Regions from separate parts of the Homo sapiens genome. Here region 2 is linked to region 1. The links are chromatin loops, found by intact Hi-C in ENCODE. Cell type or tissue: psoas muscle. All regions are shown on one strand. Links, peaks and the distances in the headings refer to the core of each region. The heading gives the core; the rest is flanking DNA. Region 1 overlaps FHIT (fragile histidine triad diadenosine triphosphatase). Region 2 overlaps FAM3D (FAM3 metabolism regulating signaling molecule D).

Region 1 (5,378 bases), core at 180-5,179:
ATAGAATTGTTTTTCACAGGCACAAAGCTGGTAATTGGTAGATCTGGGATTTGAACCGAGGTCCAGGAAACTCTAGAGCCCATATTATTGCCATACTAGGCTCCCTCTCTAAATAACTTTCTCATTAAGTGAGCAGAGAGAGAGGAGCCAGACTGCCCTGAGGCCTTTGGTATTAATAGGAGGCTAAGAAGCTCATGCAGCTAAGTCTCTTTATCCAACGGCACATCCCTGGAAGGAGAAAATGGGCTCTGTTGGAATCCTTCCACTGACAGGAAGCTCTCTACCTCACATAACTACAGACCTGATTACTAAAAAGACTTTGGTTTGCCTTTCCAAAACTCATATCCAGTGATCACAATTGTGGCCTCTGAAGCAGTTTGATTCAATACTAATTGCACTCAGTACTTGGATCTATCATAACTGTAACATTAAACAATGTTTTCCCCTCGCAGGGTTCTTTTGAGGATACAGTGAGTATTAAAATGGGCTGGTACATAGTAAGAATTTGCCCAATGTTAATTATAAAAATTTTCCTGATATTACTTGGTAAGTTATTCTGTTAAATGGAATAAACACCCATGAATGCCACATATAAACCAACAGCTTTGACCCTCATAATGACCCCCATCTATCCATGTTGTCCTCCCCCATTTATCTTCTTGTCTCCAAGGTCATTATGTTCCTGAGTGCCAGGTTCATCTTTCTTCTTACAGGGTTTTATTGCATGTATAATTGGTCCTAACATGCTTTATAATCTAAGCTGTTTTAAATTTTATAAAAAGGATTCCATCCTTATTTAATCTTATGCTATCCTCACAAACTTATTTTCCCCCACTTGATATTTTACTATGAAGAAATTAAAAGTTACCTACAACTGAATAATAATGAAATGCTACATATTAAAATCTGTACTTATAATAGAAGATAGCCTCAATGTTAATAAGGTGTCAATCTTAAGTATACAAAAACTGAACAAAATAAGTTCATATTTAGCAAAAGAAAAACCACAATAAATATGAGCACAAATTGATGAAATAGAAAAATATTTTCTAGAAAAGATCAAAAAAGTCAAAAGTAGATTCTTTGATAAAATAATTAATAGATAAACCTTTTTTTGTTTTTTTTTTTTGAGACGGAGTCTTGCCCTGTCGCTCAGTCTGGAGTGCAGTGGCACTAACTTGGCTCACTGCAAGCTCTGCCTCCCGGGTTCATGCCATTTTCCTGCCTCAGCCTCCCAAGTAGCTGGGACTACAGGCGCCCGCCACCACGCCCGGCTAATTTTTTTGTATTTTTAGTAGAGACGTGGTTTCACTGTGTTAGCCAAGATGGTCTTGATCTCCTGACTTCGTGATCCACCCGCCTCGGCCTCCCAAAGTGCTGGGATTACAGGTGTGAGCCACCACGCCCAGCCAATAGATAAACCTTTGACAATATCGATTAAAAGAGGAAGATGTTTTGAATGAAAAAGTGAATATTTATTACAACTAAAATAATAAATGGCTATTGTCAACAACTATCTGTCAAAATTTTTAAAAATTTAGATGAAATGTATAAATGCCTAAAAATTTATAACTAACCATAATGGACCCAAGAAATAACAAAAAGTTTATATAGCCCTATGGCTATTAAATAAATTAAGGTAATTGTTAAAATTTTTTTTGCAAAGAAAACATCACACCAGGTGATTTTACACGCAAATTTTTCCCAATGTTCAAGGAAGACATCATTCCAATTTTATGCAAACTCTTCCATATGATAGAAAAAAAGAGATTATTCCCCATAGATTCTGTAAATCAGTATAACCCTGTTACTAGGACCAGGCATAAAAATCACAAGGGAGGAAAATTACAGCCTTCTCTCACAAAGGAATATAGATGCAGACCATTCTTCTTAGTAGTATACTCAATTGTAAGGCATAACAAATTTTATTTCCAATATACAAGTAGCAGTGTAACATTACAGAAAGATTTCATTAGCTTTGGAATGTACCATTTTTCTAGCTGTATAATGTAGCAATGTTATCTAATTTCTCTAAGACTCAGTTTCCTTCTTTGCAAAATGGCTTTTTATAATATCTATCTAATTCTGTGGGAATTAAGGAAGTAAACAATATAAAGCCCTTAGCTCAGAGTCTGGAAGTAACAGTAAGCAATAATAAGTTACAGCTTCTATTTATCAAGTACTTAGCTCCCCGGCTGAGTATTTTTTTTTTTTTTAACTCTCCTTTAATCCCCACAACCACCCTGAATGGTGGAGATTATGCTCAATTAGTGAATAAAGAAACTGAGTCAAGTGGAATTTCAACAACTCACCCAAAGTCACATAAGTTGCAAAAAGTCACGCTAATGTAACAATCGCAGTCTCTGAATACTGATGCCTGGGGTCCTTTCAAATGTGGAGCTGATATTACCAGCTGCTATCGGGGACACAGCACTTCCTCTGAGGGGCACTGGAGTTCCTTCCACAAGGCATGGAATGTGTTCACCTTTTCAGGGGAAGCAGTTTTCAAGTTGGGGTTTGATTTGTGACATGTGAGATTAAATTGCAGCATTTCTAATGGAAAGGCTTCAGAGGGCAGGAATGAGCGATACACTGTCATTTCTCCATCTCTGCGTGAGGAACCTTAAGCACTAATGAGATCAGATATGTCACCGCAACTCTCTCCACTCTGCCACAGATTCCAGGTCAGAATATTTTTTTTTTTAAACATTCTGGCCACTTCACTGCCTACCTGCAACTCTCTACCACGTTCCTGACATATAAGATTTATGATAATTTACCTTAGGCAGGGCTTGGAGTTTTATTCCACCAGGTTATCAAAAATGTTGCCAATAATCTCTTTCATATTTTCATAGGACAAGATTATACAAATAATATTCCACCCTATTCTTTCCCTAGAGAAACTTACATATCGATTAGACAGGGAGGCCTAACAAAGATTCAAGAGTCAGTTTGTCCTATGAGCGTGGAAAACACCACTCCTGTTAAAGATTACAGAGTGACGTCACTTATGACTATGCTGTGCAAAGTGCTGGGTTTTTTTTTTTTTTTTTGTATCCTAAGGGGCTTTATGCTTGTCTTTGTACTATTGGTGCCTTGGGAAGGAAAACAAGAATGCATTTCTCAACATTTATGTCTGCAGCGATACTGGGAACTGTGAATGCTAACATATTTTTAAAGAGCTCTGATAGAGAGAAACCAGGTGGTGAAAGAAGGTAGTGAACAAGCCTGGATACAGAAAGGTTTAGAGTAGAACTTACGGGCGCCACCTGCTGGTCCCCTGACACCACTGCCCAGAGCTTCCAGTTCCCCTAATTGGAGTCTCAGCTTTATGGCCAGTTGGCTCAGCTGAATATTATTAAATGATTTCTGTCTTCAACTATGCTTAGACACAGCCTTGGAGACAAGTAAGTAATGCAGAGAGAGTAAAAGGGAGTGAGTAGATGTCAAAGAATGGTTTGCCCATTCAACATATGTGTGACTGCTGTGAAAGGTGTATGGGAGTTTCCCACATCATCTATCAGCAAAAAGACATAAATGGTGATCTTCCTTCCTTTTCCCACCTTCTTTTTTTTTTTTTTTTTTTTTTTTTGAGATGGAGTGCTGGAGTGCAGTGGAGCGATCTCGGCTCACTCCAACCTCCACCTCCTGGGTTCCAGTGATTCTCTTGCCTCAGCCTCCCAAGTAGCTGGGATTACAGGCGCCCGCCACTACGCCTGGCTAATTTTTTGTATTTTTAGTATAGACGGGGTTTCACCATGTTGGCCACGATGGTCTCAAACTCCTGACCTTGTGATTCACCTGCCTCGGCCTCCCAAAGTGCTGGGATTACAGGTGTGAGCCATCGTGCCCAGCCTTTTCCCTTTCTTTCTTGGAGAGAAATGATAGCATCTGAGGAGGCAGGAGCGAGGGGTGTCTTGTGGAGGTGGGTAGTGATGGCAGCCTGCTCTGTAACTGAACATGCAGGGCAACGTGGGGAGAGGGGTGCTGCATGGATGGGGGCAGTGGTGTTTCTAGTGTGTGAGGAAGCAGAGCAGAGGATGAGATGTACGCAGGTGGTGGGCAGTGAAGGCTAATATTGAACAAATGAGTATATATATTAAGGATAATGGGAACCAAGTTTCTGTCAGAGAAGGTATTTATAAATGTGGAAGGGGGAAAAGACTTAGATTTGAATTGAAGATACTGATATGAATTCATGTGGCTTATGTGTAAACATATACACATACCCAGATATGGAAATAATAATAAGTGTGTGTTTGTGTGGACTTATATGTACATATTTCCTAGCTCTGTGTTGACTGGGTCTCAAAGCATTGACATCACAGGAACAATAAGCATGCTAAGCACCCAGATCTTGATTTCTAAAATCATTCTACACGGACAGGAACCAGAGCTGCTTGGAGAAGTGGCTGATTCCAAGGCTGGACAGGGACAGTATAAGATGATCCTGGAGCATCTTTTTTGTACCAGAATATAAAGAAATGCTCAAAGAATGATGGGGAGATCTGGCAAGTACCAACTGGACCAGGTGATCAAGTGGGGATACGGTCAGTGTGGTTGCCTTCTGATGTGATATGCTGAGAAGAGCTCAGCAGCGTTTTTGTGGAATTCCTGCCAAGATGGCATGGAAGAATACATGACTTGAGTCTAATAATGAAGAAACAGTGGAAGCTCCAGAGAAAGAGTCATCCTACAGGAAAAAAAGACCTATACTCTTTAAGGCAGGAAAACACGAGACAGGGAAAGAATAAAAATCCATTCCAGGCTGGGTGCTGTGGCTCACGCCTGTAATCCCAGCACTTTGGGAGGCTGAGGCGGGTGGATCACCTGAGGTTAGGAGTTCAAGCCCAGCCTGGCCAACATGGTGAAACTCCGTCTCTACTAAAAATACAAAAAATTAGCCAGGCATGGAGGTGTGTGCCTGTAATCCCAGCTACTCCAGAGGCTGAGGCAGGAGAATTGCTTAGAAGCTGGGAGGCGGAGGTTGCAGTGAGCTGAAGATCGCGTCACTGCACTCCAGCCTGGGCGACAGAGGGAGACTCTGACTCTCAACAAACAAACAAACAAACAAAACCATTCCAGATTGGAGGAAACTGATGAAAAATAATAATTAAATGCAGTGTATGTTTCTGTATAGCATCCTGGACCAAAAAAGAAAATGTCATCACTGAGACAGTTGGCAAAATGTGAATGGGGCCTGTGGACTGAATGGTAGTGCTGTATCAGTGTTGATTCCTGATTGGAAGTGTTTTTATAATAGTAATGAGAAGAGTGCTCTTGTTTTGGGAAGGTAATCAAACACCTGAAGAGTGATGGAGCATCATATCTGAAAGGGAATATCTATATATTGATCTCTCTGAATGAAAGAGAATTAA
Region 2 (5,378 bases), core at 240-5,239, 1.2 Mb before region 1:
GACTATATCTGTCAAATGAGGATGAGTAACAGCCCTGCTTATAACCTCTATGAAGTGCAAATGTGACAATAACTTTGGGCATACAGTAAGCGTACTCTAATGGAACCAAAAATTATTAGCAGGATTGGCAGCATAATTTTCAGGACCCAGTGCAGAATGAAAATGCAGGGCCTTTTAATAAAAAATGATTAAGTATTTCAAGACCACGATGGCAGAGCATGAAGTCAAGTGTGAGATTCTTCCAAGCATGGGCCCCGTGTGACTGCCCTGTCCCCAGGTCATAGGCCCACAAAGCTGGCCTTGATTATTAGTATTCCAGTGCGGACCTCTAGGACCTTGGGGAAGAAGCCATTCTCCCAACTAAGGCCAGCTGCCAGCCAGCTCAGTGACAGAGGTTTCCGGTCAACCACCACAGTCACTCTTCTAAAGAAATGGCCCTTGAACTTTTATGACAAAAGGAGGGAGCTCTTAAAGCACCATTAATTTGTGTTGTTAGCAGATATTACGGTCTGGTGCTTGTCTGGATGGACGGTGGGTATTTGAAAAAATAAAACATGCCTTCTGCTAATGATCACCTCACTTTAAAAAGCCATCATCCCCTTTTGTTTCCTGAAGGGAAGGACTACTTGCTCACAATGCTTCTGTTTCTGGGTCCCCATCAGCCGTGGCTACATTCAAGTTTATCATAAGGCATTTTAAAGCTTAGTTTCATCTTTACGCTTTTTTTCCTTTTCATTCTGACAGATGATTTCCTTGCTTCTGAGTCATCTGGACGGAATGAGGGAAGAGGGGAGCGAAGGGGAAGAGGAGGGAAGGGAGAAGACTAACATAGCTTGCCTGGACCCCTCCACCAGTCAGGCTGGATACCCTTCCACCAATTATTTCAGGTTATCTAATCTTCACATCAATTTTATGGAGTGGAAACTATAGCTGCCTCTATGTCACAGATGAAGAAACTGAGGCTCAAGAGGCATCACTTGCTTCAGGTCATGCCGCCAGTAGTCTCTGACACCGGAGACTGGACGTTTTCCATAAACCTGGCCCCAGGCCACGCTGAACATCAGTAGGACTCCAGGCAGAATGTCTGGTCCTCAGCCCCTGGCCTGTCCCCATCTCCTGTTGCCCCTGTCCTCAGCTCTATCCTGTACCAGGAGGAGGGACCTTGCACACCGCATGTGGGCACTTCAGTGGGCCCATCCAGGCTCCATCCACAGCACCCTCCCATCAAGCAACAGCCAGCCCCTGGTCACCCCTCCATCCTGGGGGAGTGTCAGAAGCCTGGGGGTGGGGCACACCTGGTAAGAGACCTGCGTGGGCCCTGATGCAGACTCCAGGTCAGCACACTCCTAGCTCTGCGGACTGCTCACCCATGAGTTGGGATGGAGATGGAGGAGGGCCGGGTGGGGTCTTATGAAGCCCTGGGCTGAGGACAGGGTTCCAGCTGCCCATCTGACGTTTCCTGAGCTCACTTCTTAAATAAAGCATTGCACTTGAATCCCTGTCTCAGGATCTGAGTCTGGGAGATCCCAACTGAGATGGCCAGAAGGAGTTTCGAAAGCAGCAGGACACCCTCAACCCCCCACCGCACCTCTTCCTGGGTGCCTCCTGTGGAAAGAAGCACCAGGTACCTCGAGCCACCAGGTCCCTTGCCACATGAAGAGGCTCAGCCCTCTGCACCGCACCCCCGACTGTGACTTCAGTGTCAGCAGAGGCACCTACCTCCAGAGTACATGTCAAATGCCTTCTGTCCCAGCACAGCTCCCGTGGTTCCTAGGGGTTAAGAGGAGAACGATTATCCCCTGTAACACGTGTCATTCTGCCTGTCGTTCTGCTGAAAATGCCTAATCTGTAGTCTAAGATCTAAAAACAGAATAAGAATCTAATGAAATCAGGTCCTATAAAGAGCACGCAGGACTAAAGTAGGTTTCCAGGAATGGCTGGGCTCATCTGAGAGGTTCAAGAACGTAATGGCTGAGGACATCTCTGGAATCGAACTGAGTCTACTCAGTCTGAGTCGGTGTTCTGTCCTACCAGTTTCTAACGCAGGACTTAGCATTTTGACCTCAATTTTTGCATCTGTACAATGGGTTGTGGGAACTAAAGGAGATACATTTAAAATATTAATAGTAGTCATACAAGATGAATTTTAGCTGCAAAATCAAAATCAAAATGACAGTCGTCATTATTATTCCCACCTAAATAGAAAACCTACAACTGGAGTCCTCCACCTCTTGAAGGCAAAGGGATTTGTGTTGGGCTAAGCGGTACTCAGTTTCCCAGGGTCCAGTAACCTGGATTGCGTTTGTGGGTTTTGTGGGAGGAGGTGGCCGAAGGCCAAGCCCTCCAGGGAACCGAGTCTTCTGGAGGAACGTTACAGTTCGCGCTCTCCGCCGCTAGATGGAGGCGTTGCAGAGGGGATGGCAGCTCCGAGGCTTACGGAGGAGGGTGGGGACCAGGCCTAGGCTGTCCAGGTGGCGCGAGCAGGCTCGCTTAGCAGCCCCTCCAGGATTCTCGGGAGCCACGTAGCGTGAACGGAATGCTTCACCTGGGGCTCTTGGAAGGAGTCTATGAACCCATGGGGCTGCTTTTGTGATCGCGTGCGCTTGTGAATGATTCTGCAATTGGAGAGTGTTGGGGGTGGGGGTGGCGGCCAGCATAGCTGGAAGATCCTGAGGACTCTCTGCCCCACTAAAGGTTAAAGACTACTGGATCCTTAGCAATCCTTGTGTTGTTCTTGGTCATATAGATGAGGACACTGAGCCCCTTACATGATTTGTTGGGCTTCCCCACATCTGGCATACATAGCACGCATGTATACAGTAGGTGCTGTATGTGTGGTTGAGACATTTCTAGTCTAGGGAGGTAGTTCAGGTGAATGATTAAGACCTGCAGTTGACTCGATCCAGGTTCAAACGTAGGTGGTTTTATAGGCTGTGTGACCTTGGGCAAGTTGCTTAACCTCTTTTTTTTTTTTGGACAGGGTCTCTCTGCAGTCCAGGCTGGAGTGCAGTGGTGTGAGCTTGGCTGACTGCAACCTCGACCTCCCAGGCTCAAGCAATCCTCCCACCTCAGCCTTAGCTGGGACTACAGGTGTGCGCCACCACACCCAGCTAATTTTTTTACTTTTTGTAGAGACGGGGCGGATTCGGGGGGTGGTTCACTGTTACTCAGGCTGTTCTTGAACTCCTGAGCTCAAGAGATCTGCCCACCTCAGCCTCTCAAAGTGCTGGGATTACAGGCATGAGCCACTGCACCCAGCCTGCTTAACCTCTTTGAGCCTTAGTTTCTTACCTGGGAAATGGGGATATTGAGCATAGCTCCATCCTAACACAGTGATGGGGTTAAATGAAAAGGCACAGTAAGTGCCCAATAAATGCTAGTTCTTATTGCCATTGATGGTTATTTTCATCCTTTTGGCTTTGTGAGAAGCAGGGAAAGAGGCCTAGTCTGGGGCCATCTCATTGGAGAATATTCAAAAAGCTTTTCTCAGGTGCGACCCATTTAGGGGAGAAAGTCAGCAGGTTTCAGCCAGGTCAGCTGCAGCCTGTGCCATTTCCTGCCTGCCCTCGCTGTGGGGTGAGGGCAGATGGATGGGAGTGTTGATGTATGCTGAGGCTCCTACAGTCTTCTGGGGTCTGGCATGCACAAAAGAGCGCTCTGAGACCAGCCTGGGCACACCCTCCCTGCAGGAGGGATGCCACTTCATTGAGGCTGGAGTGGAACAGGCCTGGGCCCTCCTCAAAGCTGCAGAGGAACGGCTGCACTCAGCCTCCTGCCACTCCCTGCCCTGGCCCTTCCTGGGCTCCTAGGAAGTTGGCCAGGGCTGTCCTCTGACTCCCATCTGTCCAGGAACAGCCCCATCACTGCTCCAGGCCTCGACTTCTCCCCTGACCCATTAGGGTTTCTTGGCAGAGCGAGAAAAGGCTTTCTCTGGAGTGAAGTGCAGGGGCTTGGAGCTGGCAAGGCCGGGGCTCCCATCCTACCCTGTTCCTTCCTAAGTGTGCTCATGTGGTCCTGCCACACACAAGCTCGACAAGTTCCTTCCTGAGCATCCCTTACACCTTTTCCCCAACTTGCCCTGACCTTTGTCCCAGAAGTGGCCCTTACAGCCAGTTCTTAGAAAACTCTGTTTTCTAAGAACAGAGGCAGAGAGGAGGTCTGGCTGGGGCTAGACCACCTGGTCCTTACCTGACCCTGTAAGTCCACTCCCTCCTGAAACGTGTCCCTACTTCAGGCTTGGCGGCCCTCTGGCCTCCTGTTTAAGTGTGTGTCCTGCAGGAGATGCAGGGTTATCAAGGCCATGGATTCCCTTGTGGTCTCCCTGCCTCCAGCCCCCCTACTCCAAGCTGGAGGGAGGTTTCTGGAGTGCATGCCTGGCCCCTCACACACTGCTCAAAGCCTTTCCGTGGCTCCCTACTGCTCTCGGCTTCCAGTCACACTTCTTAGCAGGCTTGCTAGCTCCTCATCCTCTGGCCTTGCTGCTGTCCCCAGCCTTGCCTCTCTATGTTGCCCTGCAAACCTCTCTCCCTCCCTTTCCCTTCTCCTCCCTGCACTGTGTTGCCCCTGCCTGGAAAGAGCCTTCCCCAATTTTCTCCTGGCCAGCGCCCACAATCCTTCAGGCCTTAGCTGGCCATCAGCTCCCTCTGGAAGCCTCCCCTGAACCACCCGGGGTCTGTCCCCTGTTCTGCATCCCAGCTCTGCATCCCAGCTCCCATAGCTGTGCTTCCTGCCCCTCCAGAGAGGCTCACCACATTGAGATTGTTTGTGAGCCTCACGGATACCTACGGAGGCTGTGAAGCCAGGGCCTTTCTAGTTCTTGGCTGACCCCCAGTGTCCTGTACAGAGCCTGGCCCACAGTAGCTGCTGCCTGTATTTGTTGAATGAATGAATGAAGGTGTATACTCAGCATGTGATCTTGCACTGTCATTGGTTGTCCCCACATCCTCATTTGTGTTGGCTTAAGCAGAGAGGCTTTGAGGATCGGGTCATGTTTCACTCATGTTCCATAGGAGAAGTGTGTCCTCCTGAGATAGGAGCATGTGGCAGGGGCCTGGCTAGCTCTGCGGTTCTACAGCTCTGCGGGTCTTTGAGACCTTCTGTTCCCCCAGGCCAGCCACGCTTCCCCTCCTGAGCTCTACGGGCATTCCTGCCATGAGGTAGGAGCTGAGCCAATGTTGGTTGAATGAATATGCCGCTACCCCCTACCCTCCCTGGTTCTGGGTGGGAACTGTCTGGGGATGGATATGCAACTCACCATTCACCAGGGCGATGTTTAGGCCTCTGCCCACATTGTTTTTCACAGGACTCATGATCCTGAAGACAATGAAGAAGAAATATGACAGTCGGTCCCGAGTGTGGAATGAACACTCTGCTCTCCC

The links. A loop is a pair of places that touch in the nucleus more often than their neighbours do. Peaks named below come from ENCODE experiments on the same cell type or tissue, not always from the same donor. Only the 100,000 strongest peaks of a DNase experiment are listed, where the experiment ranks them.
Region 2: a loop joins it to region 1, with 34 times the contacts of the local background. A loop is called at or near these places in 16 of 110 quality-filtered maps.

What each region holds. Positions count from the first base shown.
Region 1 is chr3:59,854,670-59,860,047 of GRCh38, forward strand. The region is part of intron 8 of FHIT (fragile histidine triad diadenosine triphosphatase); the gene reads right to left. The region is part of intron 1 of LOC105377113 (a long non-coding RNA gene); the gene reads left to right. Among named protein-coding and RNA genes, the nearest start is that of MIR548BB, 760 kb to the right of the region's middle. In psoas muscle, for the core only: a CTCF peak has its summit at 3,271 (motif pointing left); a DNase peak (open chromatin) is centred at 3,252.
Region 2 is chr3:58,638,408-58,643,785 of GRCh38, forward strand. FAM3D (FAM3 metabolism regulating signaling molecule D) reads right to left here. Exons shown (of 10, transcript NM_138805.3): 6 at 5,255-5,313; 7 at 1,720-1,770. Among named protein-coding and RNA genes, the nearest start is that of FAM3D, 26 kb to the right of the region's middle. RefSeq lists enhancers at 2,024-2,524, 2,525-3,025 and a silencer at 2,327-2,486. In psoas muscle, for the core only: a CTCF peak has its summit at 2,399 (motif pointing right); a DNase peak (open chromatin) is centred at 2,404.